4 separate regions of the Mus musculus genome follow, and regions 1, 3 and 4 are each linked to region 2. Evidence: chromatin loops called from intact Hi-C (ENCODE). Cell type or tissue: left cerebral cortex. All regions are shown on one strand.

The links. Peaks named below come from ENCODE experiments on the same cell type or tissue, not always from the same donor. Only the 100,000 strongest peaks of a DNase experiment are listed, where the experiment ranks them.
Region 1: a loop joins it to region 2, with 5 times the contacts of the local background. A loop is called at or near these places in 7 of 42 quality-filtered maps.
Region 3: it touches region 2 in a loop (30-fold over the local background); 5 of 42 quality-filtered maps call a loop at or near these places.
Region 4: a loop joins it to region 2, with 23 times the contacts of the local background. A loop is called at or near these places in 4 of 42 quality-filtered maps.

Annotation. Positions count from the first base shown.
Region 1 is chrX:158,038,862-158,046,861 of GRCm38, forward strand. Cnksr2 (connector enhancer of kinase suppressor of Ras 2) reads right to left here and starts at 4,336. Exons shown (of 22, transcript NM_177751.3): 1 at 3,916-4,336. The coding sequence starts at 3,979. In left cerebral cortex, CTCF peaks have their summits at 3,030, 3,684 and 4,878 (motif pointing right); DNase peaks (open chromatin) are centred at 3,227, 3,675, 3,944, 4,541 and 1 more place; H3K4me3 peaks cover 5,180 bases; H3K27ac peaks cover 4,055 bases.
Region 2 is chrX:158,609,823-158,617,822 of GRCm38, forward strand. No RefSeq gene overlaps it. Among named protein-coding and RNA genes, the nearest start is that of Cnksr2, 570 kb to the left of the region's middle. In left cerebral cortex, a CTCF peak has its summit at 3,990; DNase peaks (open chromatin) are centred at 4,039, 4,454, 4,638 and 5,481; H3K27ac peaks cover 3,964 bases.
Region 3 is chrX:158,914,085-158,922,084 of GRCm38, forward strand. No RefSeq gene overlaps it. Among named protein-coding and RNA genes, the nearest start is that of Rps6ka3, 340 kb to the right of the region's middle. In left cerebral cortex, no CTCF peak of the experiment used is centred here; DNase peaks (open chromatin) are centred at 4,697, 4,943, 5,218, 5,860 and 4 more places; H3K27ac peaks cover 3,788 bases.
Region 4 is chrX:158,848,699-158,856,698 of GRCm38, forward strand. No RefSeq gene overlaps it. Among named protein-coding and RNA genes, the nearest start is that of Rps6ka3, 400 kb to the right of the region's middle. In left cerebral cortex, no CTCF peak of the experiment used is centred here; DNase peaks (open chromatin) are centred at 2,280, 3,241, 3,790, 4,317 and 1 more place; H3K27ac peaks cover 2,640 bases.

The DNA of each region.
Region 1 (8,000 bases), 570 kb before region 2:
CTGCTTCACTCTGCAGATGATAGTCATTTTATTTAACCCAGAAAGAGATTAAAACTCAATTGAAGAATGCCACAGAGGGAAATAAATAGTCCTGGAAAATAATTATCTTGATCATGTGGATAGTTTGCATTAGTCTCTAAGCTCAAAAACTTATGAAAGGAAGAGTGGAATTATTTGGTATAAGATGAACAAGAAAATTTAATAATAAAAATAATAAGAGGAACACTGAAGTGTTCAGAGGTTTTTATTATATTTTAGAGACTCACAGATTATGACATATTTCCAGGATTTTCAAATAAACAGGAACTGAGAAATAATATTCTAGAATAATAGGCTTAGTGACAAATTAGTTATTGGTTTACATTATCATCTATGACTTTTCTCAATAACTTACTTGCCTTTGCTGGTTTTGAAAGATGTTTTAAGATTATCAAAACTATAAGATGATTGAACATGCTTTCCACTTGAATGCTGGTTTAAAGTACTAAAAAAAAAATACAGGCTGTGTATATTTTCTCCAAAAGTAATTTATATATTTAATCTTTAATTAGTGTAAAAGTTTATGAGCTATCACCAAATATTCAAAACTACTATCAAAATAATCTGGAATAGAAATCCTTATTTTAGTGACTCATAAATGGATCATGTATTGTACATTTACTGCAACTAACAATGACAATGTGCCATATCAAATAAACATTGCTAGCAAAAATAAACCAAAAACCAAACCAAAACAAACAAAAAAACTGAACAGTGTTGCATTTACAAAGAGTGTATGAGCAGCTTATATCTTTGCTAATCATATACACATTTTATATCAGTATCTCCTTCAAATATATTTCAATAAATAGATCATTAATTGCCACATTAATGGTCCTTCATTAAACGAGTCTTGAATACACACTATGAAAGCCCAATAAATTTATTTTTATCCTTCATTTCATCCTTTGAGGACTTAGTCTCTATATAATTTCTAGAAATTTCATGAAATCATAATCATATGATCTAATTGCATTTTTCTACCTGGTAAATAAAAAAAGTCTAGAAATAATAAAGTATGTGCCTTACTAAAACAGTATAGGTAGCTATACTTTCACTGTAGCTGAAACCTATAAATATTAAGGATGATGAAGGTGTCATACAAATAACACACTCTGAAGAACTAGAATGCTACAACTATTCAGGAGCCTTACTCATGTTTTAGGGTCTGGGGATGTGGCTCACTTGATGCTTATAGGAAACATGATAATATGCTAGAAGCCCTGAGTTCGATCCCAACCACTGTATAAAACCAGGAGTGGTGGCTTATACCTGTAATCCCAATTCTGGGGTAGTGGACAAAGCAGGATCCAAAATCCTAGGTCATGACTGGCTATACAGGAAGTTCAAGGCCAATCTGTACTATATGATATCCCTTTTCAAACAAACAAACAATAAAATGTTGTTCATGCCTTAATACTGACTTTATAACACTATATATTTAAAAATCATTAAGCAAGGTCTAATCAACTCAAAGCTATAGGCTAAATTGGTAGTCGTCTTTCCAACATTTCTGTTACTGAGGAAAGTGAAAAACTATCTTTTAAATGTCATTTTTTAAAGTTTACTGGGAAAAATAGTAGAGAAAATTAACTAAGGTAACACTATAAAGAGCAAGTTGAGGAAATTCTCATCTCCTCCAACTATTTTTAGAAATCTCATTTTCTGATAGGATCTGAAATGTATATGACTATCACAGAAAATTTAACAATAAGCAGTTTAGGACTAAGCAGCTAACTGGGACCTGAACTTGATAATTAAAGCAGATACTCTCCTAGTCTTATTCAGTCTTTTGTTCTACAAAGGCATGTAAATTCTATCTTGGTTACCTAACTGATCTTCTTAGGTAACTATAAAATGTGTCACCAACAGGTACAAAAAACAAGTTATTCAACTTAAATATCATGTAAAGTTAAAATTACAGGAAATAATCTTTTCCAAAGTTCAAAGAAACTACATTTTGCACTGGAGAGATTTTTAAAGGACATCATATGCTGTGCTTGCTTCAGGGAACCTAAAACAGTGGAGAGAAAGGAAGCCGCAAGCATGTAACTGGGTACGAGGTAAAGAAGATGGAGTATGCAGTGCTCATTACAGGCATCATGGGAATTTCTAGAAGGCAATCCCATGAAGCCAAGACACCATAAGTCTGAATGTTGTTGCAGCAACAGACCCAAACTAAACTCACCTTTCAGAGAAATTCAAAGAAAGCGTTTTAATTCAACATTCTTACTTCCTGTGACTACTCTGTCATCCATGACTAAGAAACTGAAAAGACAGAATTTTCCTGAGGCGTGTGTGTGTGTGTGTGTGTGTGTGTGTGTGTGTGTGTGCGCGTGTGTGTGAATCCAGGAAGCTGGAATTTTAATAGCAAATATGGAAAGAGAACAAGCAGCAGAAAAGATGAGGCACTGTTAGACTTTGTCTTAGTCATCTTTATAACCCCCATGGCAACCAATGCACTGCACACAAGGGGCAGTGGATAAATAATGAATTAGGTTTAATTCAATTCACTTGCACTTACAGTGTGCTTCGCAGTTACAAAGCATTTTTCTTACATATGAGATGAGAAAATCAAAGTAAGTGAGAAGTAACAGGGCAAATCAGGGAGAAAAGGAAGCAAAACACATAAAGAGAAACCCTAGAAGAATAGGCAAATGTCCGAAATGGTGGGGGAAAGATTCGGGGAGAATTTATTTCTCCCTACTACCTTCAATCCCTTCCATCTTTGAGTATATAGAGCTTAGAAAGTCTGACTGCTAAGCAAGCCTTAGGAAAGGGGCTCCTTCCTCTTTGAAAGGGGCATTTTCACAGATAAGGCTTGAAGAATATCTTAAGTTTGCCTGCTCGGGTACGACCTCAAGCAAAACTCTCATATTTTCCAAGCATGTCCAAGAATCTTTTATTTCAATGTAAGCATCCCCTTTGCAGAGTTCAGTCTGGGGATGACTGGAGAGGTCCCCAACAAGCCCCTCAACTCAGACAACAGAGGGAGATAGTGAGACAGGAAAGCCAGGAGACTAGAGAAAAAGCCCACATTTGCGTCTAGGAGGAGGGCTAAGGTTTGAAACTGGTCATTAGAAATTGTCGGGTGTGTGTGTGGGGGAGCCTTCAATATGGAAGAAAGGAGAATACTTGAATGCGCATCACTTTAAACCCAATGTTGGACCCTTAACAAGAAGCCGCGAGAGGTTTAAAGCCACCGCAGACCTCAACCTAGGAAAGCAAAGGACATGCTGGGGTGCACAGGAGGGATCCCACATATATTAGCTTGGATGCTGCCCTAAGGGAAGCATGTTACCCTAAAGTAGCTCGCTCCCTTCCCGATCATCCTCAGCCCAGCATGGAGGAGGGGGTTCCCACCTTCCAACTGGAGCGACTGCATCCTGACCCCATTATGCGGGCTTAAAAGTTGCCAGGAGAGTTGGCGCTGGGGAAGGCACTTGGCAGGGCGAGACCTAGAAGGGGCCTCGGGTTTCCAGGAACAAAGGGGCTGGTGAAGGGGCAGCCACGAGAATAGGTCCCACGGGCTCCTCCCTTAGCCTGGAAACAGGGTCGCCGCGTCCTCTCAACCCGAAGGCGTCGAGGGAAGCGGGAAGCGGGGAAGCTGCGCGGGGATTCCACCGCCCTGCTTCCAGCTTCAACCAGGTGGCGCCCGCCGCCCTCTTGCTCCCCGCGCCCCTCCAGCTGAAGACAAAAGAAGTCTAGGGTCCCCGGGCCCCTGCCAGAGCCAGAGGACCCCTGTCCATCCCCAGGGAGGACCCTCAGCAGTTGGTTGGAAGCTCCCAGGACGTGTTATGCCCTAGCGGGCACCCCTCCCTCGTACCGGGACCCTGCGCCCCAGTGTCGCCTCGCTCTCCCCACAGAGGGCATTACCTTTCATCCAGTCCACTACTTGACTCGGAGACCATTTGCTCACCGGTTCCATTATCAGAGCCATGGGCGGCGGGGTCGGTGCCGCGTGGGACGCGGAGCTCGGACAGAAAGCCAAGTCCGCAGCCCGCTGCGCCCTCAGGTGGGGTCGGTGGCCGGCCGCAGCCTCCCGCGGTGGGCGGCGCGGAGAGGGTGGCTTTTGTGTTTCGGTCCCAAGGCTGGAGCGTCGGAGGTGGCTGCGGTGGGAGCGGCGACGGCCGGCCAGCTGGCCGGGGTAAGACGCCGGGGTCGGCTAGGTCCCAGCCCAGGCGGCAGCCGCAGCTGCGGCGTCCGCGGCTCAGCCCGGGGTGAGCGTCCCGAGGGGCTTCAGTGCATGGCTCGAGCCGCCGAGGTCGCGGCGGGGAAAGGAAGAGGCGCCGGCGCACGGTCGCAGCCAACTTGCCCGCTCGCTCGCCTGGCGCGCGGGAGTGGAGCCCCCGGCACGACGAGCCGCCCGGCGGAAATGACGAGGGGCCTCCTGCCACCCAAAATATCTCTCCGCAGCCCTCGGGTGCGGGGCGCGCGCTCCACGAGCCCCCCGCCCCGCTCGCCGCCGCGCGGTCCCGCCCCCAGGGCCGGCAGCCGGTGCGCGCGAGCCCTGTGCGCGTGCGTGGGCCAGCGCGCGTGGCCGCCGCCCGACTTCTAGCAGACTCGCGGGCCAGGTGTGGGCTGCTCGCGCTCCCGCCTTCCCGCCCCGGGGGTCGCACTCGGCCGGAGCCGCGCCGGGAGGGCGTGTGCGGCAGCGCCTGGAGCCCCGGAGCCAGCCGCTGCAGCTGGAGGCTCGCCCAGCCCCGGGGTCAGTTAGGCAGTCAGGTGCGGCGGCGGCAGGAGAGTGGCTCCCAGTGGCCTTCCAGGAGAGTCAGCGAGACGGGTCGCCCCACCAGTTGAACGGACAACCCGGGGTGGCGGAGGAGGGTACTATAGCACCCCTGTCCCAAGCTCTCCTCGCCACCAGGGGGGAGGGGACGCCGCAGAACTGCTGGGGTGACAATGGGAGTCCTGACTGTTCTCTCTGTCGCCCTCGCGGCTGCTGAGTTGGCTCCCGAGGTGACTCCTCCGGACCCTGCGGAGAACACGGGATGTGGGCTTCCGCAGATGGGAGTCAGGATCTAGCCAGAGACGCCCATAGGAGACTAGATGGCTCGTGCTGTCGGATCTACCCTGGGTGATAAAAGGAACCCGGGAAGTCAGAGATGTCAACTGCAAGAGGCTCCAGCCTCCAGAACCCACACGTGCCTCTTCCCAGGCTCTGCTTCAGTTGTCGGCCACCTCCTTCAACACAAGGTCCCCGACATCTATTTTACATGATGTCATTTTGTGTTCAGTCGTTCTTATATAAGAACGGAAGAGTAATAACAGGACTTAAAGTTAGTGACAAATTGCAAACATAATGTTTCACATATTGTTTGCTTCAAAAAACCTATGCATGCTTCTATGCAACGTTTAGAAATACACATTTTGCCTAAATGAGGCTTCACTTTCAATGACAATTCTAGAGCGTCTAGTAGCAAGCTCTACCACCATTATAGCTGGTTTGTTTTTTTTCCCCCCTCGGTATAATTCTTAAACAGTCACATTGAGTAAACAAGCAACTTCTTTTATTTCTATAATCATTTCAATAATGTCAATAAATCATGTCAGTTCCTTCGGTACCCATTTTGTCTAACTCAAGTTTATAAGATACAGAACACCACTTTCTTCAGTTGGCATGGCTTGGCAAGTTCTCCCCCAACACAGGAGAAGGCAAAACAGGAGTAGATAACACACTGATGTTTTTATGCTAGTGCTACAAACAAATACCATTTAAGAAGCTTGTGTTCAGACTTGTTTACTAATAACCCAAACTCCAAAATATACAAATAAAATTTTAAAAAGAAATTTACTGGGGACTGGAGAGGTGGCTCAGCGGTTAAGAGCACTGACTGCTCTTTGAGAGGACCTGAGTTCAATTCCCAGCTTCCATATAGCAGCTCACGACTATCTGTAACTCCAGTTCCAGGGGTTCTGATACTCTCACACAGTCATACATGCAGGTAAAATAAATGAAACAAATCTTTTTTAAAAAGAAATTTAGATTACAAATTTAGAAATTTAGATTATAAAACAAGTAATGGTATTAAAATATTACTAGTAATAACACACATTTTATTAAGCAAAGTGCTAATCACTTTGTTTTATTCTAGCCTCAAACTAGCTCGACTGTTAGCTACATCTTACAGCTGAGACTTTAGCCATTACATCCTATTCCCTAGATCTATTACACATAGTTACATAAATTACACATGTTAAATAAATTAGTATGTATGATTGTAACAGCAAGTTCATTTCAGAATTTCAACTTGGAAAACAAGCCAAAAGGTTTGTATCAGTGTCATTAAATGGACAGTTGTTGTGAATGGGAGGTCCGTTGAAGATCTCCTGGATGGACATCATCAAATTGTTAACCAAAAAGAAGTCTGAGACACACCATGAATTTCTCTGATCCCTATCTAACCAGAAATGGTGAGAATATAGGACATGACCAAATATGGCTGCAACAGCAAGATGCGGGCCTGGCCTTCTATGACAAGCAACTATACTGTAAATCATAATGCAAGCAAGTGAAAATTAAAGTATCACTTGTCTGATGAGCTGGATATCAAGACAAATGTCTCAGGCCAGGGTGTAGTCATATAGACAGATGATAGATAGATAGATAGATAGATAGATAGATAGATAGACAGACAGACAGACAGACAGACAGATAGATAGATAGATAGATAGATAGATAGATAGATAGGGTGTGTAGGGAAGATGGAGAGAGAATATAGATAAGGAAAGATAAATTAATTAAAATTATGTGACAAGACCACTGTAAAAGAAAATGAGAAAGTAATATTATAGAGAAATAAAAGAGAATTTTGAGGAAGACCCTATATTAGATTGAGGGAGTACATAGTCCCCTCCAATTTGTGTTACAGTTAGGCTTTTTTTGTTTTGTTTTGTTTTGTCCAATCATGTAAAATGACTAAAACTAAATATAAATCTAAGAATGAACCAAACTGTGAGTATAGATTCCTATTGTTTAACAGAGTGTACCATGGCCTTAAGCATTTTTCTTAAATTCTCCTCACTTAGGATCACCAATAAAATATAGCATTTGACTTTGACAATCTAATCAGCAGAAATTGTTTCAATCTCTTCAAAACATAACAGGCTCTTCACTTTCTGCATCCTTGACTTGGGCAGGGGAGAGAAAAGAAAGGATTAAGTCATCACTGCTCTTATTCTTTTATTCTTTAACTACAGATGACTCAGCTGAATCTTTGTGGTATTTTTCTTTCCCCAACTGTTTAAATAAGCTACCATTCATGTAGTCTGCCTCTTATTCAGAATTTAACATCTTGCCCCATTTTTTGTAAGTATAGTATAATGTTACTCTATAAAAGCCTCGTCAACTTAATATTGCCTTTTCTTAGTATACAATACAATTTTTAAAGATTAGGAGTAAAGAATGTTGTCGTAAATATATACAAAAATATAATGAACCAATTAGTATGACATCACAATTCTTCCACAGGCTAGATTTAAAAGCCAAACTATGAACCTTTGGAAAGAGCCTCAGATTCTTTTTTAAATTCAAGCAGAGTAGAAATATTACATTAATTAAGTTAATTGTATCTATACTTTTTGAGATATTTGCAACCATATCAAAATGAATCACTTGAAATAATCTTTTTTAGTGATGTCAATCCAATTTGTGACACTGGTTGATGCTTTGTCCCTATAGATTTCAAAATAAAAATGAAAATCCCTTAACCAACATACCCTCTGTTAAGATTTTAGAGTGTAATGTGCTCTTAACTGGCTTTAGATGAAGAATTTACACATAGTCCTCTAACTGGATCTTATTTTTAGGAATTCTATCAGCTAGGATGGGAGTCTTCCACTAAAGGAAGGACTTTTAAGCTTTGTCTCTTTGGAGCCAAAGAGAGAACTAACATAAATGTATTCCAAATTGGGCTTATAGGGATATGGACTTTTGCTTACCACTTATTTTGCAAAGATAC
Region 2 (8,000 bases):
AGCAATGGAGGAGTGTTCCTCTTTCTTCACATCCTCGCCAACATCTGTTGTCACCTGAATTTTTGATCTTAGCCATTCTGACTGGTGTGAGGTGGAATTTCAGGGTTGTTTTGATTTGCATTTCCCTGATGATTAAGGATGTTGAGCATTTCTTTAGGTGCTTCTCTGCCCTTCAGTATTCCTCAGTTGAGAATTCTTTGTTTAGCTCTGTACCCCATATTTTCATAGGGTTATTTGGTTCTCCAGAGTTCAACTTCTTGAGTTCTTTATATATATTGGATATTAGCCCCTTATCAGATTTAGGATTGGTAAAGATCTTTTCCCAATCTGTTGGGTTGCCATTTTGTCCTATTGACAGTGTCCTTTGCCTTACAGAAGTTTTGCAATTTTATGAGGTTCCATTTGTCAATTCTTGATCTTAGAGCATAAGCCATTGGTGTTCTGTTCAGGAAAATTTCCCCTGTTCCCATGTACTCTGCCCCACTTTCTTTTCTATTAGTTTCCATGTATCTGGTAAATCATATTTTTAAATAGAAGACTAAGATATAGCTCAGTAGTCAAATATTTGTCTTGTATTTATGTACATTCAATACCCAGTGACACAAAAATTCATGTAGCCTAAGTGTATGTTGTTCAAGTCTATAATAGTTTATGCTAACAACCTAATCCTTCAGTCACTTATTTATCAACTCACCTAGAGAAACTTCTAGTCCTGATAGCACCATTCAGTATAAATGAGCTGTACAAATACATCAGTTTTAATCTTTTATGCTGTTTATATTATATGTTACTGTATCCTTTCTATACTTACCATTGTATTACAAATATCTATAGTATCCATTAATCTGTTGTACAACTTTTTAACTTAGGATCAATAAGGTATATGATTATACACCATAAAGCATTATGTAAAAATATAGTGTTCAAATAAATGAAATAAAGTTTCTTAGAATACATACCCATCATTAAACAAAATCATGATTATATATACTCAGAACACATAAGATTACTCATAGGCATGAATATTTATACCAGTATTATTCATAACAATTTGGTACTAGATACAAAGTGAATATTTATCAATAAATAGTTAAATATAATTTGGTGTACCAATATAATCAATGTTATTCAGCCATACAAAGGAATGAAGTCCTTACATATACTATGGCCTAAATGAACTTTGGAAACTTTGTTAAAGATGAGAGTTGAAGGTAACCAAACACTGTTTTGTGTGTGTGTGTGTGTATGTATATATATATATATATATATATATATATATATATATATATATATATGTATATATATATATATATTAAATGAGATGTCCAAAAGAGGCAAAATTATAAATCGAGCAAGTCCACAGGTATACTTTAGAACTTTCTAATTTGAGATATTTGATGATTTAAACAATGGCTATAGCAATAAGATCAAGTTTTAGGTAATAGGAAGTATGTAAACAATAAAGAAATGAAGTTATTAAAAATATCATCTCCAAAAGACATCAATATTGCAGACATAATAGGACAGTAGAGGGAGACGCTAATTATTCTAGAAACAGAAACTTTCTGATAAATTTGGGAGTGCTTTAGAGGAACATAACAAGAACAGGAACATATGGAAAGTAGAGCCTTAGCTCCCTTAGTTAGACAAAAGACACCTATCTTTGAAGTATTAATATTATCAAACTTAGAGTCACATTTGGTGGCCAAGGCCAGATCTGGCCACCCATCCTTCATAAGCCAATTAAAGGTGGAAAGCAGACACATTGGTAATGAAGCCAAAGAGGTCCAGCTAATGAACTTTACCCCTTCGTCTGTCTTCTGGGTCCTGGAGTGAGATTAAAGTTTAGTGGGCCAAGGGAACATCTAAGTAGTCCTATTTGATGTGTCATCCCACCAACTACTGATCCATCATTGCCTGGGCCACAAGTCTCACCCTATAAAATGGTCTAACAAGCTGTTTGTCATAGTTAGTATTTCGTTGCTGTAAAGTGACACCACAACCAAGGCAATTCTTATGAAGGAAAATACTCAATTAGGGCTTACTTACAGTTTTAGAGATTCAATACATTATCATCATGATTGATATGACAGAGTCCGGATCACCATAGGCTTTGCTACCCTTGGGGCCAGGTGTCCTGGATGCTATATAAAAGGCTGAGCAAAACCTGGAGAGCAAGCCAGTAAGCAGCATTCCTCCTTGACCTCTATTTTAGGTCTACCTACAAATTTCTCCCTTGAGGTTCTGTCCTGACTTCTATGAATGATGGAGTATGATCTTAAACCTGGAAGATGAAATAAAACCTTCTTATCCCCAAATTGCTTTTGTTCTTGGAGGCTTATCACAGAAATAAAAAACTAACTAAGACAGGTCCTCTTCTAGCAAAGTCTACAATAGTCCATTCCAGTTTAGTTTGTAACCTTCTTATTACAGTTTCATACCTTCTGGTTATTGTTTTTAATTTCTTTTCAACCAAATGGTAATACATTGTTTCAACCTTATTCTATTCTATTCTATTCTATTCTATTCTATTCTATTCTATTCATCCAAAAAGTCATTTACAAAAAGAAAAGTATACGTTTCTTCTTTCCTATAAATGGCAAATAGGTCTTTTATGAATTTAACAGCAGTGTTAAAAGGCAAACTTTCAAAATTATGTTCATGGAAGATTTATCCTTTGACAAAGAAAGTGGGGGCAGAGGGAGGGTCCAGATGAAGTTAATCGGGAAAGAAGATAGTCAGATATAAGGAAATTCCTTTTATTTTGTATTATGTTCCTATTCAGGCTCTCTATATAAAGTTTTACTGTATGTATCTACTCTCTGCTGTACTCTTCTCAGAAAAAAGAAATCAGTATCATTGTTAATGTTTTTTTCTGTTACTCTGGTCTCTATCACAGGGACTTCGTAAATCACAATGGTCCATCTCAATTTGCATTGCAATCATTCACTAGACATTTGAAATTGTCAATTCTCAGACTCCTAGATTCCTCTCTCTGATGCTATAATTCTCTTTCCTGCATCTTAACACATCATAGGTCTCACTTTTCGTTTTCTGGCTATGTGCAGACCTCTACTCTTGCCCACTCCTGAACCTTTCACCCTAATTTGTAGTTAACAGTCTTAATGGTGCAAGTCTTAGGTATAAAGCCCCAGCTATACAATGCCTTATCACTTTAATCTCCCTGGCTTTTCCATACTACTGATAGTATTACTAAAATGCTGGCTACTATCAGCTGGGTCTGCCATAATTGCTGCTATCTAATCTTAAACGACTATTAACTGCTCATAAAAATCCTTCCACTTCCCTTTACAAAAAAAAAAAAAAAAGAAAAAAGAAAAACGTTTATGAGGTGCCTCCACAATGTCTCCTCTGACTCAAGTCACTGTCTATGAGCACAGCATTTCAGCTTGAATTCTCTCCAGTTTAAACCCTCTGCATTCTAGTTCCACCCCACCCCCCTCATTTTGAGGCAAAGACAGCTCTGCTTATTATTATCATCATCATCCTTCAGTTCATTGTGGACAATGGATAATCTGCCTAGAAAGATGCCAATCTCTCTTGCTCCAAATCTTCCATTGAAGTAGAATTGGATTAACCAGCCATCCATAGCCCTCCATAAAGTAGTCAAATTTATCATGCCACAATAATTCAAATTATTTCCTGTATATCATGTTATGTTTACATCAACATAAACCATTTGTTCTTTTCCAAGAGAGGCCTGAATTCCATGCTTCAATGCTTGGTAAAGCCAAGGCATTGCCTTTTATTTCTATAATTGGAGTTTAAATCCTAACCGCATCATTTGGCAGTTGGGTAACTTTCATTAAGGACATAGAATTAGTGGCCATTGGTTCCCTAGTTACTTGTAAGAATCAAGTAAAATGATACTTGCAGTACTAAAAAAAAAGATAAAAACCTATATAATGCTGAGATACAATGGGGAGTGTTGTTTTTTATTCCACAAATATTCATTTAGCACCCACTATTGGCAAGCATTAGTACTGCAACTGTTCACTTTCCAAATGAACATTATACGTGTACTTAAAAAGTAGAACAAATATGTACCTCCTGAGTTACATAAACAAAAACAACTGAGAAGATTCAAGCTCACATAAGCTAGGGATTTGGAAATAAAATGAAAACAACACTTCCTCATAGGTTGATGGCCAGTTTCAACTTAAAACCACCCTCCTGTAGATCTTACACCATCATGGCTGCATTTGCGGACATTAAAATGAGTTCACATCAAATAACTTAGACAAAAGGATGCTGAAAATTTATGAAAATCATACTGGAATCTTTTATTCCTCAGAATATTTTAAAAACTGTGTTGCTTTAACTAATCCCAAGTCTAGAATCTCTTCAGTCCATGCCAGATGGGATGGTCAGGAGCAGATTGCACACACAAGCTTGCAAGAGAACATGGCTCTATAAATATAGCTTCCCTTTATGGTGGCTGAAACTCTACTTTGTATAGGAGAAGACCTTACTGAAAAGAGTGTTGTTTTCTTTCACTAATCATCAGTACAAAAGAACATGCCAAATGTGCATTTTCTCCAGTACTAGCAGACTTGCTATGCTGGTACCCCAAAACTGAATTTTTGAATCTCAGGGTATTGGGGAGGGGAGTGGGTCGACAAAAGATACCCAGTGAACAAGCTGTTTCTCTCTCCCTGCCCGTCTTTTTGAAAAAAAAATCCAAAATAGAAAATTTAAAAGCTTAAAAAACTTCGAGGCAATTTAATTTAAGTTGCTTCCCATGACTTTAAACACTGAATATTCACACCTACGTCAGTACTACATTGAGAACCTCCTACTCAGAGACTGTATTTAGGAGAGGAAGGATGCTGTGGTCTGAGATGAGGACTAGATTTGAGGGATCTTAAGTTCGGAGAAGAATTCTTTAGTAAGACTCCATAGTTCAGCAAATTTTTATCCTTTCTCCTCCATGGAGATTCTGGGAAAAATTCTCATAGAGCCTCTCCTTATGAATAATTATGGGAGATTAAAAAATGATTACAAGATAAAATAAAATTTCTTAGAACCTATTTCATGGCTTACATACATTCTGATTCAAACAACAGTGTTGTTCCTAAGAATCTGGGTATACCCTGAGTGAGTTTCAGCTCCAGGATCTCCTGAAAGAACCCCAAGGAACAGGCATTGCTGTGTGTCAATGAGAACAATGCAACATATATATATATATATATATATATATATATATATATATATATATATATATATATATAATAGAGCTTGTGCCACTATTAGATTTTAATGTATAGGGCAGATTTCTGGATCATCCCATTTTTAGGGAAAATGCATTTTAGCTTTAGTTTTTAAGCCATAACATGGTCAAATTGCATATCTGGTCTATTACTTCACACCCCACCATTTTCATGTTTTTTAGCTTAAGCCAAGCCAGGTGAGTAGGCGTCATCCAAGATAAAATCTTGCTGACTTTTTTTTCCTCCAAAGAAAAGCTAGCGAACAGGAGGTAATAAATGCTATGCTTCCTACTCAGACTTTGTCACATAAGATGTCAGTTCTTTATTTTAATTATATTCCTTGCCAGCTCAAAGAGGCAAGTAATTTTGCTGCATATTATCCTACCTTTGTAAGAGTTCTTCACAGGCAACAGTGGAAGAGGTCTTTCATTTGTTGTGCCAGAGTTGGTTTTAATATCCAGTTCCCAGCCACTCTCTTGTATCTTGAGAAAAGAACCAGTTTATGTACTGTCAAAAAAGAGAAGCAGAACAAATAATTACTTAAATGCCAGTATATTTGAAACTTAAAATCTTCTCCAAAGCAATGTAACAATACAAAGAGGTTAAAATTTTATTTTAAAGAGGCAACTCCCCCCACTACAATTGAGTAGTGGTATTGATCAAAGTGGTGATCAAATGCAAACATCATCAAGAAGATGGGATGGAGGGGAAACTAAGGATTTCTCTTAGTTGGATATAGGAGACCAGGTTATAAAATGAGGATTCTATTTGTGTGCTTGACACAGAGACCACTGCAAGAATGGTGAGGAAAGACTATAGAGAAGGAAAGGGAAATATTCAAGGTACACTGTAAATTCCACCACCACAGCAGCAACTGAAGTCAAATCCCAACAGAAACCCCTAGGAAGCAGTATAAAATATATACTTCATGGTTATCTCATTTTATAAGGGATGATTTATTGGAAATAGATACCAAATTTCTGGCAGCCATTGGCTTAGGGCTACTCTTGTGAAATTAAAGGGTATATTTCACTGATATTTGCCATCTGCTTCTCCAGTTTCAAAAAAAAAAAAAGTTCTCAGGTCCAGAGATGCAGATATTGGCATCTAGAAGGAAGCTAGAACCTGGTGGCTGTCCAGGATCAAAGAAGGGCAAGCAACATACTATTAGCTTCTTCTACACAGCCTCTTTGTGCTGGTTGGGGATTTTCTGAGTGAGAATGTTGTGTTGGCCCCTGATTACGGAAGCGCTAGATACAGTTGGCAGAAGTAGCAAACAAAAACACAGAATGAAAACAAGGTCGATCTACAAAGGAGGAAACAATGATCTACTTGCCCTCTTCTCTCCTTACCAGTATCTGACACTTGCCTTTGCTCAGGTGAGACACCTTTGCTTACATGCTAAAAGTCAAGGTGTTGGTCTTTTTTGTATTTATCTGTACAGAGATGCAAAACATGGATTTTTACCTTAAAACTGGATGATCTGAGTCCTTTCCAATATGTTATGTAAGTTATAATTACCAGCAAATAAGTAACACATGCATATATTTATTGAGGGTTTTAATTGTTTATTTTTGAAATTTTTCATACATGTAATAAGATCACATACATGAAATATGATCACATTATACCTCATTTCTTTTTTCCAAATTCTGCACTCCATTTCATGCTCAACACATTTCCATCTCACATTTTTTTTTGATAACCCAGTAAGTCCAGTTAGTGCTTCCCAAATGTGCATGGGTGCAGAGCATCCACTGGAGCAAGGGAATCCAATGAGTAACCACATACTCGAAGAAGAATGATATCTTCCAACAACTATCCACTTGTAACAGCTTCTACAGTAAGTGGGGCTTGGAAATTTTCTACACCAACTATATTGGGAGTTTGGCTGCCTTGATCTTGTGTAGGTTTTGTTAACTATGCTGGGAGTTTGGCTGGCTCAATCATATATAGGTATTATGTAAATAACCCCAGCTACTGTGAGTTCATGAGTGCCATAGCCATTCCATGACCACAAGACAGCACTTCACAGCATTCCTATCCATACTTCAGCTCTTATAGTCATTTCACCTCTGCAATGTTCCCTGAACCTTGGTGATACTGGGGTTAATCTAGTCATTCCATTTAGTGCTGAGAATTTAGTCTTTTATTTGTGGTGGTTTAGCTGGTCATGCTTCTGTGCACTGATTGCTGCCCACAGTAAAAAGAAGTTTCTCTGATGAAGGGTGAGAACAGCCCAGGTCTATGTACATAAATACGAATATTTAGAAGAATGCTTAACAGTACAACTTAGCAAAATGATAATAGCCTTATTGCCATCATACCACATACCATATGGTATACCATTATACTATAGGGCTATAACATCCCCAGCCATGGACTTTTACCAGGATTACAGCACCAGGCATGAAATCCCCTCCTGTGAAGCAAGCCTCAAATTCAATCAGACAGCCATTGGTAAGCTCATCACAGTCAAGCTAATGTTGATCATGTTGGCACATCTTGCCTGGCAGATCAGCATTGCAATACCTAAGACCCAGTGCTGAGTAAGATTACTATGGTGTGTTTCCTCCTTCATCAGCCTGTATAGCACCTTACACTCACCCATATCAAAAATATTGCTCCTGTCTAAAGGAAATGCGTGGGCAAAAAATGGAGCAGAGACTGAAGGAAAGGCCACGCAGAGACTGCCTCACCTAGGGATCCATTTCATCTGCAGAAACCAAACTCAGACACTATTGCTGATGCCAAGAAGTGCTAGTTGAC
Region 3 (8,000 bases), 300 kb after region 2:
CGCTCTCTTCTGGCATGTCTGAAGACAGCTACAGTGTACTTATGTATAATAATAAATAAATCTTTGGGCCTGAGCAAGCAGGGTTGACTGGAGTTGGAGCGGGCAGAAATCCTAAAAAAGAAAAATTCAATTCCCAACAACTACATGAAGGCTCATAACCATCTGTACAGCTACAATGTACTCACATACATAAAATAAATAAATGAATAAATCTTTTTTAAAAATCAGAAAGTAGCTTGATGATGCAGCTCAGAGCTTTAGAAGAACAAGAAGCAGCAAACAGAAAAGAAACAGATGTCAAGAAAGTATAAATACCAGGACAGAAATAAATGAAATACAAAACTCAAAAACAATTCATAGAATTAATCAGAAAATAAACTGGTTCTTTAAAAAGACTAACAAGAGTGACCAATCCTAGCCAAACTAACCAAAAAGTGTTAAGAACTAAAGTAATAAAATAGAGATGAAAAGGGATTTGTTACTATAGATTCCAATGAAATCCAGAACAATTTTCAGACATAGGTAAATTTTTAACTTATATGACCTGAAATTAAATCCAGAACATACAAAGAACTGAAGCAGATACATAACAAACAATAAGGTAGAAAATTAAAAGACTCCCAAACAAGAAAAGTCTGGGATCAGATAGCTTTATTGCTGAATTTTACCAAACTTTGAAACTGTTTCACAAGGAAGGAAACAAACACTATCAACTCATTCTATGAAGCTAACATAGCTCTCTCATCCCAAACAAAAATCACAGAATAAAAATCCTCTTTGAGAAAAAATCTAGAAATAGAACATAACTTAGCACAATAAAGTTTATATTCAACAAACAGATAGCCAGCATTATCCTCAATATAAGAACAGTCCTCCTAAAAACTGAAAAGAGACAAGAGTAACCACTATTATATTATATTATTATATATATATACTATATATTATATATTATTCAGGATAGAGTTTGAAATCTTGGCCACAACACTTTCAAGTTAAACTATCCCTATTTGCAGGTAACATGATATGGTTGTTAAGAATGCCACCAGAGAATTCTGGAAATGGTACACTTTCAGTTAAGTTTGCAGGATATGAACATCAACATACAAAAATCATTAGCTTTTTATATACTGTTATGAAATATAATATATTGGGGGGGCATTTATACCTGGCCAGCCCTTGCCAAAGTATCCCACTGAGAAATCATGCCATGCAATAGACCTCATATAAAGGGAGTTTATTTGACTGAGGGGAAGGGAGTGAGGACCGAGAAGAGGTAAAGGCAGACAGATGGAAGCAGAGCCATGAGGGCAGAGAAGAGGTAACAGAGAACGACAGAAAAAAGGACAGAAAAAGGGAAAAGAGAAGAGACTGGCTGGGAACATGTAGGAACAGAGAGGGATATACACAGAGAGAGAGAGAGAGAGACAGAGAGAGACAGACAGACAGAGACAGAGACAGAGAGAGAGAGAGATAACTGGGGTTATGCAGAGCAGCCATTTTATATGTTGGCACCTGGTGGCAGGTAATGACAGAAGGTTGTAGCAGAAGTTCCTGGAAGGAGCCTAGTAGAAACACCTGTAAGCTAACAAACACCAGTAATAAACTCACTTAGAGGGAAATCAGGAAAACCATTTATTTACAATAATCTCAAAAATCTAAGGAGGTGAAAGGTCTCTCTCTAAAGAAAACTTTAAACACTGAATATACATATACAAACTTTACTGAAAGTGTACCATTGAAGAAAACAGTGTTAGGTCTCAAATCCTGGGAAAAATAATTGAGGTACCTATTTAACATGTCAAAGTGGACTAGGCTTCCATGTTCTTTCAGCTTCCCTCAGTTCCTACACATTAAAGGGTATGGAGGGGAAACCCTGCCATCTACCCCAAACTCTCCATCCCAGGGGCTGGGCTTCCCTTAAGGCTCTTTCTATATAAAGTAGACATTTTCATTACCTATCCCTTTTGTACCTTTGCCCTCTTGACTGCTGCACTTGGTCCCCCTCTCTTCTCTCTCCCTTCCCCTCCCCATCTCCACAAATGACTCAGAGTCATGTCTACTGTGGACTCTCCCAAATGCCCTTGTATCTGGCTATGTTCTGTCTTTTCTCTACAATAACCTTTCTCCTCCACCATACCTAGGAGCAGTCATGGCCTTCTCTTCTTGTTTCTTTTTCCATTCTGAAAGTATACTACAGAAATATCTCTCATGATCCTGTATTAGCAAAATAAACATTATGAAGATGGCTATACTACCAAAAACAAAGTAGATTCAATGCAAATCTTAACAAAATTCTAGTGACATTCCCCATGTGACTAGAAAAAAAAACCTAAAATTGATACAGAAATACAAAAGACCATGGACAATCAAAACAATTCTAAATAAAAAGCATACAACCAGAAGCATCACACTGTGTGGCCTTATGCTATAATACAAAGCAATAGAATCAAAATTAGGATGATATGGGCACAAAAGAGACTTGTAGACCAACAGAACCTTATGTAAGATCCAGAAATAAACCCACATATCTATGGTCACCAATTTTTTGACAATGATATCGAAAATGTACACTTAAAAGGTTTTTTTTTCCAATAAATAGTGCTGGCAAAACTGGATAGCCATTTGCAGAAAAATGAAATTAGATCCACATCTCTTTCTCTGCACAAAAATCAATTCCAAATGGATCAAAGACCTTAGTTTAAAACCCAGAAACACTAAAACCACTAAAAGGAAACATAAAGAAAACACTTCACAAATAGATATAGGCAAGAAATGCCTGAATAGAAGCCAGTAGAACATAAAATAAACCCAAGAATTGGCAAATGTGATTGCATGAAATTAAAAGGCTTCTGCACAGCAAAAGAAACTGTCTACAGAATAAACAACAGCTCCCCCCCCCGCAAAAAAATTTGCTATCTATAGTTTCAGACAAACAGATATTTAAATACATAAAGAACTGCAAAAATTTAGCACTCAAAACACCAAAACTTCCACCCAATAAATAGGCCAATGACTTCTCAAAAGAAGATATTCAAATGCCCAATAGATACTTTTTAAAGTGTTCAGCATCTTCAGTCATCAGAAAATGCAATTTAAAATTCTTTGAGATTCCATCTAAGCCCAGTCAGAATAACTATCATAAAAATAACAAATTAACAAACACAGATGAAAACATCAGGAAAAATGAACCCTTATCCACTGTTAGTGAGAATGTAAATTGATACAATCCCTATGGAAATCAATGTTAATTCAAAAGAAAATCCTAAACACTAGAAGTACTATGTGACCTAGCTATATTCCTCCTTGGATTGTATCCAAAGTCTCTATATCCTAATGCAAAGATACAAGAATATTCATGTTCAGTGATGCTCTATTCGAAATAGCTACGAAATAGAATTTATCCATTAACTGGTGAATAGATAACAAACATATGATACATATACAGAACAGAATTTTGTTTAGCAGTAAAATAAAAATGAAGTTTGTATGAAAATGAGTGCTACTGGGAAACCTTGTATTAAGCCAGATAAGTCGGGTTCAGAAAGGCAAATACTGCCTTCATGAGATGGAGCCAGTAAACATTCAATTATAGACAACAGAGGGGCACCTGGGCCTTTACTCAGTCCAGAAGAGCTAATAACACTCCAGGGCTTGTTAGGGGACAGGAAGTCATTAGCTTAAGAAGTGTAGTTCCTGAGGAGTTACTCAGGATCCAGTGGATAGCATCACACTATGCATATGGAAGTGGCCCCTGTTAAATCCAGAAGAACCCAAAGAAAAAGTAAAAATCTTGAAAATGGGTTAGGGATTTGGTGGAAAGAGGAGCAGTTTTGTGAGGGTAGAAGAAGGATACAAGAGAGGGTGTGGGTGAGTATGATCATAATTATTATATTATACATTTATGAACGTGGCAAATAGCATAGAACAAAAAAGACTGCCCTGTCTCTCATTCTCTCTGTCTCTGTCTCTCTCTGTCTCTCTCTGTCTCTCTCTGTCTCTCTCTGTCTCTGTCTCTCTCTCTCTCTCTCTCTCTCTCTCTCACACACACACACACACACACACAGCCCCTAGCTTCTAATTGTTAAAGATACTAGATATAAGTAAGTATAAAACTAGGAAAGGGCCCTTGAGATGGAAGGGAAAAAAAGATACTTTAATGGAGAAGATGAGGAAAATAACAGAACATGTGTGACTAAAGTGGAAGCAAAAATACTGGGTATAAAAGGATAGGGCAGGAAAAGGGACACATGTCAGAGGAATCAACTCAAAGACTATGCATGTAATTCCCACAGGGAAACCTGTTACTTTTCAAGCTAAGTTTAAAAAGAAATGAAGCATAAATTGATACCTAGTCAACTGGATTGGTGGTTTAAGTAGCTGCCATGTTGCCTGACTCATAATAAGTTTAAGTTGTTGGTTACTATTATTAATCACTGATTAGTACTCTTTTACAGTCCTAAACCTGCAGAGCTTTCCTTGATCCTGAGCAATCACAACCACGTGGGTGCCAGTTTCTTTCTGTCCAAAGTGGTCACTTACCCTTCCTAAGAAACACTCTGCTGGAAGACTTTCAATGGCTTCAGTTTCTCTAGACTGCAAAAACTAGGAGGTCCACATCCCAGGGTATCCAAATCCCTCCGGGATGTGGTCCTTCTTTCCTTTTCCAGTTGAGTAAAGGTTCCCTGAGGTTTGCAGTAGCAGAAAAGAGTTAAACAAAGGCATAGCTCATATGTGAGAACAGTTAAGCTGAAAGGCAGAAAGAGAAGCAATGTATGCAAAAACTGGAGTTAAAACATTATTTTACTAAGGGAAAAAGAAAAGGAGATAAGCAGCTGGGTGAAAAAAGAATGGTGTTGCAAAGGAGAGACAGAAGTGGTCCCATAAATGGGGCAGAGAAAGCCAGTAAGAATCACAGGGCAAAATCAAAGACAGATTTAACACGGGGCTCTGCTCACTTCTGTGCCCATTACCTAGCTCTGCATACAGCTTCTCCAACCTTAATATTCTACAGCAGACCCAATAGGATGCCCCCAATTTGGGTACATGTTCTTACTTCTATTTTAAGCTTTTAATCCCAATTGTTAACAACTCCATTAAATATAAAACTTCCTTTCGGAGCTACTTGGAAATGTGTTACATAAATGCTGTACATATTCCCCTCTTCTGTGGCTTCTAAAAATAGGAACTTGGATGCTGGCTTTGTTCACTGTGCGAGCTCCCACTTGCACACCTATCATGTTCAGAGTCCAATTGGGACAGATGACTTTTGCAGGCTTTTCTTTTCTCTGTCTCCCATCTCTCCTTGCATATGCAGCATATTTTTTTTAAGTGAAGTTTAAAGTTGCTGAAGAAAATGACATGCTGCTACAGGAATGAGAAGGCTATTGACAATCCTTGTTCTCTTCTGAGTCTTACAGATGCCCCAGGAGACATCTGTAGGGCACACAGAAGAACCCTGCTATAAACATTTAGGAGGGTAGTAGAAAAGACAAAAAAAAAAATGAGTGATTGGGAATATTTATTTAAGAGCTGAAGTTCCTCTAAGCTGATAATGTGGCAGGCACTTCACTGAATTCAGTTATTCCATCAGGCCGACTAGATTTCAGTTCATGCTTCATTGGTGAGTATGCAGATTGAGTCTTAGATATGTTCAAGAATTTGACCCAAACTAGAAAGCAGAAAACTGGTGATTCCCAGGTTCAGACCTAGATCTTCATGGCATCATAGCCCATGTTCTATGTGCAGAAAAATCACATATTGATTTTGAAACAGAACCCTAGGCAGGGTACCCCAGAAGGCACACAAACAATGATCAGAATTCTGATTCCCCCGGCCATACCAGTAGGGATGAGAAGAGGAGAGCAAGATGATTTTCTGTCTTAAATGTTTCTGAGGCAAATGTTTCTGACAACTGTTAGAACACTGGGGCATTAGAATGGATCCAATCTGCATGACTGCTAGGGGTCACATTTTTCCAGGCAGGCCTGATATACAACTCAGAATCTACCCAACTGGCAAACCAAACCCCAAACAAAAAAAATAATAAGAAATAAAAAATAAAGAGAGAGAGAGAGAATTTTTTTTTCTTCACCCACACTGGAACCTGCATCAGTTGAAAGCTGTTTTGTTGTGGCAAGAGAAACATTAAATGTCACACACTGAATTTGCTCTGATTATGAGCTAGCCATATCCCTCCGACAGAGAAGGAGTCAGGCAGAGTCACAGGTGTTTAAAGAAAGCATCCTGCAGCAATTTAAACTGAGTACTGGAGGCAGTGAGCAGGGCACCAGGGCTTTCTTTGCATTTGCATATGCATATGGTCAGAGGGCTAAAAACAGAAAGCCCCATCCCTGGGACACACATGCTCAATCAGGCTGCTTCACCCTGTGGGCTAAGTTTAGCAGAGCTGCGTGGTATTGGTGTTGCCTCTCACTGGTTTTTGTCAGTAAGTCTCTCTTTTCTCCCTTCAGCTGAGCAACACGCACTAAAAGAGACATAAGAAATAATAGAAGGGGCAATATTTCCAAGGTCACACAGCAAATAAAAGGCAGATCTGTGATCTAAACCTAAGCCTACATTTCTGCTGCTGTTGTTATTTTGATCATTTTTCAGTCATGTTTTGTTTTCTCTGGCCTGGACAATGAAAGCTTCCTCACACTGCCCCTGTAGGCTGCAAAGCTATGCCAACAACCACAGAATTTCACCTTAATAAGATGATTTTTCCAAGACAGGATAGTGTCTCTGGGGGGAAAAAAATCCCCCTGCAGATTTTTTGAAATTCTGAAGTTCCTCAGTTAGTAAATATGTGAACAAAAGAGCTAAATATTGTATTGGTCTTTGAGGTTTAAAAAAAAATGAACCCCTTTTAATCAACTGTGTGCATTGGATCTTTTAGCAGTGCTGACAAACACTAACAGCACTAATAGTACTGAAGAGCTCCTATATCCCAGCTTACTGTGTGCTTAACATCAAGTCACTGAAGTCTCACTGTAATCCCCAAAGATGCTTGCATCGTAGGGATCAAAAGCTCTGCTGGGGACAGAGTAGCACAGACCTATAATCACATCATTCAAGAGGTAGAGGCATGAAGACCACCCTGAGCTACTCAGCAAAACCCTGTCTCCCCACCACCATCCCCCAAAAAGAAAAGAAAGAAAAGAAGCAAAAAGAAAAAAAAGAAAAAAAAAATTGAAGGCTTTTCCATACCACACAGTACCTAACTAGGATTCCCCAGAGAGAATTACTCAGACAATAATTGCTATAAAAACACTAAGGAAATTGTTGATAAATAGTGACACTGTTTGCAGAAATGTGAAATACAAAGTACTTTGGGGATTTTTGAAATACCATAATATCCTGAACAATGTTGTCTTGGTTGTCGAATGTTGCTGTGTTCTTGGAAAGAAGTCAAATAAACAATGTCATCTACATTTATTCTAGAGAGAAGGGTAACATGTTAGATTGGAAGGCATTGTGTCATCATTTGCAGCTTGTAAAACTGAAGACCAGGAAGGGAAGGAATTCAAGAATACTCAGCCAGCTAAATCAGCCGGGATCAGAGCCAGATGTCCTGGAACTGCAGGCCCTTTCCCACTCACCCGCAAGTTGTATCTTTCCATCTTTCCCTTCAAACTGCTCCCTTGGACCATGGCAAATGGACACAACTAATACACTAATGCCCCACTCTTCCAACACTTGGCAGAAACGTTTGTCTCGGAAACATTTAAGATGGTGTTATAATCGTTTTTCTTTTTTTCTTTTTAAATGTCTTTTCTGCGAAAGAAGCAGTAAGACTAAGCTTCAGGCTTCTCTGCCTCATCATTATATAATACTTGTCTGGGACTGCAAATCACTCGCAGAAGGACAAAGCTCGGGGGAAGAAAGGGTGGGTGTGAATCTTTTGTGATTTCTTGAGTAACGGGAGGCGATTTGTCATTTTAGGAAAACTGGAGCCTGTGTTCTCAGATTCATGCACGATCCAGCCTGTTTGACTCTACTGA
Region 4 (8,000 bases), 240 kb after region 2:
ATTTTGTTATAGATACTCAGCAAATGTTGGATGCAGTAACCAACCAATGAATACAAGTTAAAGGAAATGATAAAGGAGAAGCTTCTTGTGAGAAATTACTCCAGAATTTGAAGCAGTGGTTTGTGGATGAGCATGGAGCACCATAACTGCAATTTTCTAATAAAAGTTTCTGGTTCTGTAAGTCTGGGATCTTGTCCCCAAATTTGCATTTCCAACGAGCTCTTGGGGGATTCTGATACTTTCAGTTCAAGGATCAAACTGAAAGCCACTGGTGTGAGGGCACACAGATGAAATATATACTGCAAACTAACCTAAAAAGTCCCATGGCTTTTTTTATACCTTAAAACAATTCCCAGGTTGGAATAGTAAGTATAGAAAATTTTCCAAAACTTTTCTTTTTTTAAATTTTATTTTAATTAGGTATTTACTTCATTTACATTTCCAATGCTATCCCAAAAGTCCCCCATAACCCCCCCCCCACTCCCCTACCCATCCACTCCCACTTCTTGGCCCTGGCGTTCCCCTGTACTGAGGCATATAAAATTTGCAAGACCAATGGGCCTCTCTTTCCACTGATGGCCAACTAGGCCATCTTCTGATACATATGCAGCTAGAGACACAAGCTCTAGGGGGTACTGGTTAGTTCATATTGTTGTTCCACCTATAGGGTTGCAGATTCCTTTAGCTCCTTGGGTACTTTCTCTAGCTCCTCCATTGGGGGCCCTGTGATCCATCCAATAGCTGACTGTGAGCATCCACTTCTGTGTTTGCTAGGCCCCGGCATAGCCTCACAAGAGACAGCTATATCAGAGTCCTTTCAGCAAAATCTTGCTAGTGTACGCAATGGTGTCAGCACTTGGAGGCTGATTATGGGATGGAACCCCGGGTATGGCAGTCTCTAGATGGTCCATCCTTTCATCTCAGCTCCAAACTTTGTCTCTGTAACTCCTTCAATGGGTGTTTTGTTCCCAATTCTAAGAAGGATCAAAGAGTTCATTCACACTTTGGTCTTCGTTCTTCTTCAGTTTCATGTGCTTTGCAAATTGTATCTTATATCTTGGGTATTCTAGGTTTCTGGGCTAATATCCACTTATCAGTGAGTACATATCATGTGAGTTCTTTTGTGATTGTGTTACCTCAATCAGGATGATGCCCTCCAGGTTCATCCATTTGCCTAGGAATTTCATAAATTCATTCTTTTTAATAGCTAAGTAGTACTCCATTGTGTAAATGTACCATATTTTCTGTATCCATTCCTCTGTTGAGGGGCATCTGGGTTCTTTTCAGCTTCTGGCTATTATAAATAAGGCTGCTATGAACATAGTGGAGCATGTGTCCTTCCTACCAGTTGGAGCATCTTCTGGATATATGCCCAGAAGTGGTATTGCACCGGGGAAAAATTCCTGAATAGAATAGCAATTGCTTGTGCTGTAAGATCGAGAATCCAAAACTTTTCTATGGAAGAGCATAATCATATTTTAAAGTGCCTTTAAGTTCTTGCATATGCTTTATACCAATTGGATCAAGAGATAACATGATTTAAAAATCTTAATTCCAAGTTGAATAGTAGAATGATAAATAGCCAATAAATGATTTACAAAGTCTTAATATTATACCAAAGGGCTTATATTTTAATGTTAAATGGAAAAAGTAAATATGAATATGTGCCTAACTTAATCCCAAATGTGTTAAATAAACATAGGAAAGTATTAAAAAGAATTATCTCTACAATAACTATGATTTTCTTTTAGGTAAAGTAATTTGGAAAGAGATAGTGTTTTCACTTTTTATGACTTTCAAATATTTCTATAGTAAGCATGCATTAGGATGGGCAGTAGAACTTACCCAGCCTGTATAAGACCATGTATTCCCTCCCAACACTAAAAGTAACACTGAAGTTGGCATAATAAGTATTGATTAGTTCTGAATTTTTAACCTGTCAAAATTTTTACATATTCATAAGTATCCAAAAAAGACTTATACACCAAATCATCTTTAAGTTCTTTAATTGAATGAACATTAAGTAATTCATTCATACCCCCCCAAAACTGCCTTTTAAAGACAAGCATTAATTCATTCTTATTTTCCCAATTCCAAATCATAAAACCTATATACAGTGTTGTTAAAAATAAAACACAAACACCTTAATTAGGATCACATTTGCAAATCTCCCTGTTGATTTTCCATTCAAGGACTTTGTGAAATATTTTTAGTGCTGTACAAAATGAAAGGAACTGGAACGCTAATTAGCATGAATCCTGCTTTTCTCTAGGTTAAACATGAGGTGGCTTGTTTTAAAGCAACGTAAAAGACAGCCATACTGTTGTGAAGGCTATCTTTCTGAAATGATGCTGTTGCAGAAAATTGTTTTATGCAGTAACCACAAAAGAGTGGTACCTAGGGGAAAGTATCACATCTTTTGAAAAAAAAATTAAAATGAACTAATCTCAGTTTGTTCAAAGATCATAAGCACTGGAATTATAATGGTGTAACCTTCACATTTGAAACATGTAAATATTCCATAAAACAGAATTAAATATAATAACAGTTCTGAAAATATTTAAAGTAAAAGGGCACAAAGGAATATAAGTATGTATCTAGTTGTTCTCTACACTGAACAGGCAGGAATTCTTCCAGGTTACTTTATGACGTGATAATTATAGCTATGTCTCAGGCTTCGGATTAGATATACTTATACTGAAAAGTATCCATTAGTTATCCAAATGTCCAGATTTACTGGGTGTCCTTTGTTAGCTAGATAAGCTAAAGAGTTCACAGAACATTTGTCTCATTCTTGTAACTTCCCATGAGTAGTAATCATTTTTAAACAACCTTTAAGTGAAAGAATAGAGTTGGATTCAGACCATCTGAAACTATCTAGAGTTGAGGGTAAGTATTAAAAAACAAAATAAAACATTTCATGAGGTAAAGCCTCATGTATCCTATGTTGGTCTTGAACTTGCTTTGATTCTCCCACCTCCACCTCCCAGGTATTCAAATTACAAACCTGTGCCAGGGCATCTGGTTTTAGGCAGTGCTGGGGGCTTCTTGCAAACCACAAATGCATTCTTCCAACTGAGCGACAAGTCTAGCTATGTATATTTGTCAAAAGATAGAGTCAAAGAGGCAATAGTACCGGGATAAGACATAACATAAAATCACTTAAGGACAGCTGAGCCAAAGACTTAAAAATAAAACTATTCCTTAAAGCTGGGTTGTGGTTTTGCTAATTCACAGGAGACGAGAGAGATGAGACTGGAAGCCATTTCTATGCCCATGGTGCTGCACTGACAACAAAGAGATTATTTAAATCCAGTGCAAAGATATTTGTATTTAGGTTCTGCCTTGTACTGTTATTAAATGTATGACTTGGTCATTTTCTTTTCCTTTAGAAACATCTTTCTGCAGACCTGAAACTGCATGAAAGACAGTAGAATTAAATGTGAAAGTTGGGAAACAGCAGAAACAAGTCATAGAGAAACAAATGTCATTCTTTTACCATTGATCTATTTTTTTTCTTCCATTGAAGCATTGTTTTTAAAGAATATCAAGCTGTTTACTCTTGAGTCATTTCAACACGAACCTGAAGCGGATAAGAAAGGAAAATAGCAGGGTGAGCAGTCCTTCCAAATCTCACTCACATTCTCAGTTTAGGGGGAGTGGACTTGAAGAATTAACTTTCTTCTCTGGGGGAGGGAATTAAGGTAAGAGGGAGAGAGTACTATGAGAGTGAGCAAAAATATCACAGCAGCAGAACACATGGTGAGTGGGCAGAGTGGGAGAACACTACAGAAATGGATATGCATGACCTCACCATGAGCATCCCTAAAATAGCCTGGAGAGATGGGAGGATTGACAGCTTACTCAACACTGTGTGTCCAGATGCACAGAGCAGACCAACAGCTCAATAATCATTCCTTGCCTGTCAGTTTTGTTGAAGACCAGTGCTTAAAACCCAAGATAGTTTTGTTCAGAGAACCAAGTATATGCTTTTAAAGTGTATTTTTCCACTTAGCAACATGCCTGAAGCAGATTTCTTTTCTTGAAGCCAACAGTCATATCCCATATGTGATATATGGATAGTACTTTGCAGAAAACTACCAGCTAAGGAAAGGAATTTAGGGTTTTCATGATGAACATTGTAGATTAGAGATTTACAGATCAAATAATGCATGCCTCACTTTTGACAAGCTTATTTTCAATTTGGAGGGAAGACAAAAAATTCACAGAAAGTTGCAAATTTCATTTAAAAGCTTTGAAGGGTTGAAAATTGCCATCTTTCAAAACACTTGTTCCACACTTTCAGATTTGCAGAGATTTTCTAGTCTACCATTTCATCCATACAATAGCTCTCTGAGGAGGAGCTTTAAGGAATTCAACATTGAGGATGCAAGCAAATACCATCTCAGCAGTGGGACTCATGAAGCCCTACTTCTAACTAAGGAACTACTAGCACTTGATAGCTGCAAGGGGAGAAAGATCCTTCTTTGAAAGTGTAGCCACTGGCAGTTGCTGATGCTCCTATGAAATGTTCCCCACCCATGCACATATGGACAGCACTAAATTAACTGAATTTAATAACAATGAAAAGAATAATAATAATATTACATGAAGCTTGGAGGTAGACATGAGGAGGGCAGGTCTAGGGGAAGTGGGAGGGATGAAATGGCAGGTGACTATGAACATGTTTTATTTTACTATGTACATATGTATTATGAAATCATCAAAGAATTAAAAGGAACTTCTTAAGAACTACTTCAATTCCACATCACACCAGTCAGAATGGCTAAGATCTAAAATTCAGGTGACAGCAGATGCAGGGAGGATGTGGAGAAAGAGGAACACTCCTCCATTGTTGGTGGGATTGCAAGCTTGTACAACCACTCTGGAAATTAGTCTGGCAGTTCCTCAGAAAATTGGACATGGTACTACTGGAGGATCCCGCAATATTTCTCCTGGGCATATATCCAGAAGATGTTCCAACCAGTAAGAAGGACACATGCTCCACTATGTTCATAGCAGCCTTACTTATAATAGCCAGAAGCTGAAAAGAACCCAGATGCCCCTCAACAGAGGAATAGATACAGAAAATGTGGTACATTTACACAATGGAGTACTACTTAGCTATTAAAAAGAATGAATTTATGAAATTCCTAGGCAAATGGATGAACCTGGAGGGCATCATCCTGATTGAGGTAACACAATCACAAAAGAACTCACATGATATGTACTCACTGATAAGTGGATATTAGCCCAGAAACCTAGAATACCCAAGATATAAGATACAATTTGCAAAGCACATGAAACTGAAGAAGAACGAAGACCAAAGTGTGAATGAACACTTTGCCCCTTCTTAGAATTGGGAACAAAACACCTATTGAAGGAGTTACAGAGACAAAGTTTGGAGCTGAGATGAAAGGATGGACCATCTAGAGACTGCCATACCCGGAGTTCCATCCCATAATCAGCCTCCAAACGCTGACACCATTGCATACACTAGCAATGCTGTGTACCATTGCATACACTGACTGGATGCTCAGAGTCAGCTATTGGATGGATTACAGGGCCCCCAATGGAGAAGCTAGAGAAAGTAACCAAGGAGCTAAAGGGAACTGCAACCCTATAGGTGGAACAACAATATGAACTAACCAGTATCCCCAGAGCTTCTATCTCTAGCTGCATATGTATCAGAAGATGGCCTAGTCGGCCATCATTGGTAAGAGAGGCCCATTGGACACGCAAACTTTATATGCCTCAGTACAGGGGAATGCCAGGGCCAAGAAGTGAGAGTGGGTGGGTAGAGGAGTGGGGGGCGGTATGGGGGACTTTTGGGATAGTATTGGAAATGTAAATGAAGAAAATACCTATTTAAAAAATCAAAAAAAAAAGAACTACTTCAAATAGTAACAATTCACTTGATTTGCTGACAGAGATGTGGAAACTAATTGGCATCCTCAGATGCATATTCATATCCCTAACCCTGCACTATCCAAGGTTTTTGTCCTCAGTAGCTGCTAAGCAAGTGTCAGTGAAGGCAAGTGGTACTGATGTCTTGATAAGTGTTGCAGATGAAGAAACAACATGAATTGCACCAGCGAACTCGATGCTTCACACAGGTAGCAGTTCAGAAAACAGAAGGAGTAAACTATCAGGAGACAAATAATGTTGGAGCGCTTATTACATGCCAGATGCTGTTCTAAGCCACTAACTGCTATTTCCTTATATAAATCTCATGATAACTTGGTTATTATGCTGAATTTTTTAAAAAGCTAAATGGAATCAAACTATCATAACTAAGCTTTTCATTATTCAGCCAGTAAGGGAATAGTCACTTCAGAAATCCAGAGGGAGGGGTTAGCCCAGGGTAGTATTCACAGGACAAAGGATAAAGGAAGGAAGGAAGGAAGGAAGGAAGGAAGGAAGGAAGGAAGGAAGGAAGGCAGGAAGGTAGGGAACTCTTGATTTTAAAACAGTGATGCATTCCAGAGCAGTGTGGAAGAATAGAGAGAGAGAAAACTCAAACAAGGAATGTGTGTTAGTGAGGAACCATTACGACAGTGACTGTAACCAACAGATCACAAAATCACTGTGGCTTTCTATGTCAGTTTGTTGTCCATGTGACTTCCAAAAAGAAAACGTATTCATGACATTGTTTTTCCTTTTATCTCTTTCTTTTTTGATCAGGTCCAGTCCCTTAGGGTATATTGATAAATGCTCTGAGCCTCAGTGGAAGACAAAGGGAAAGAGAACATGAAGAAGAATTCTCGGAATTGGTCTATTTCAAATGCCTGGTTACTATTTTTCTACCCTGTATCCACTTCTCTTACTATGGCTAAGTAAAACTGCAAATGATGCTTGAAAGTTCAATCCAGCAGTGTGCCTGGGAGAGAGAAAAGAGAAGACAGCCTCAATTATAGCATGTACACTGGAACTGCTGCCATCTACTATAGAAAGCCCTCATTGTTCTCTTACAGTTCAGTCTCAGGCATCATTTATCACTGACCATGATGGTGAGAGCTGACTGAAAGGGTGGTAATCAAACATAATATTCCCCTTAGTATTAGCAGCCACCTCTAGTCTGTTCCATGAGTGTCTACTTTCCTCCATCACTGTGTTCTCATTTGGGAACATCAACTTCTTAAAGTAATGTAATGAGCATGCAAAAAAAAAAAATTCTGGCCAAGGGAGCCCTACCAAACTGCTAAGAGGAAAATAATGTCAGGAAACTCAAGGTGCATGAAAACTCAAACACAGGAAAGAATATTTCTTTCAAATCTGTGAAAGGATAGAGGTAAAATTCAATCAGAAGTATTTTCAGTAAGTCTAGAGCATAGAAGGGATAGATGCTAAAAATGTGTGACGTTTCTGTGCCACTGGCAACAGACCCCCAACCTTGTGTGTGTTATACACACCCTCTTCCACTGAGCTGCATGCCCAGCCACCAAAATAATGTCTTCAGGAGATGGATGTGAAACATGAAGAAATGAGAAGTGGACAGAGAGGAAAAATATGCCCATCACTTCCCAAAGAGTAATGAATCACCAATGTCATTGACAAAGACATTTAAATTAGTTGTGTGTGTGTGTGTGTGTGTGTGTGTGTGAAAATACTGCTAAGTTACAGCCATAAACCTTCCTCCATCTCCAATGAATGATCTAGGGCATTCCTGTAAACTTCCAAAAGATAAGAGAGAACTAAATCTAGTGAAGCCCAAACTGGGGTCTGTGGACCTCTTCTTCTACCATCACTCTGACAAAATGGAGCTTCTCTCCTCACCATGCTGAAATCATTGTGGTCAATGTCACAGCAGCATCTTCTATCTTGGCATGTAGTCTGTCACCTTTCCATCCTTAAATGTATTGTCTTCTCAGCTGCACTCAAAGAAGTTTATCACTATCCTTAAATAAGTTTCTCTCTTAGTTTCAGTGACATCATGGTCATGCTTTGCTCAGCCTGGGTTCATTCTCCATCTTACTTGGGTGGGCTGAGGCACTCATTCT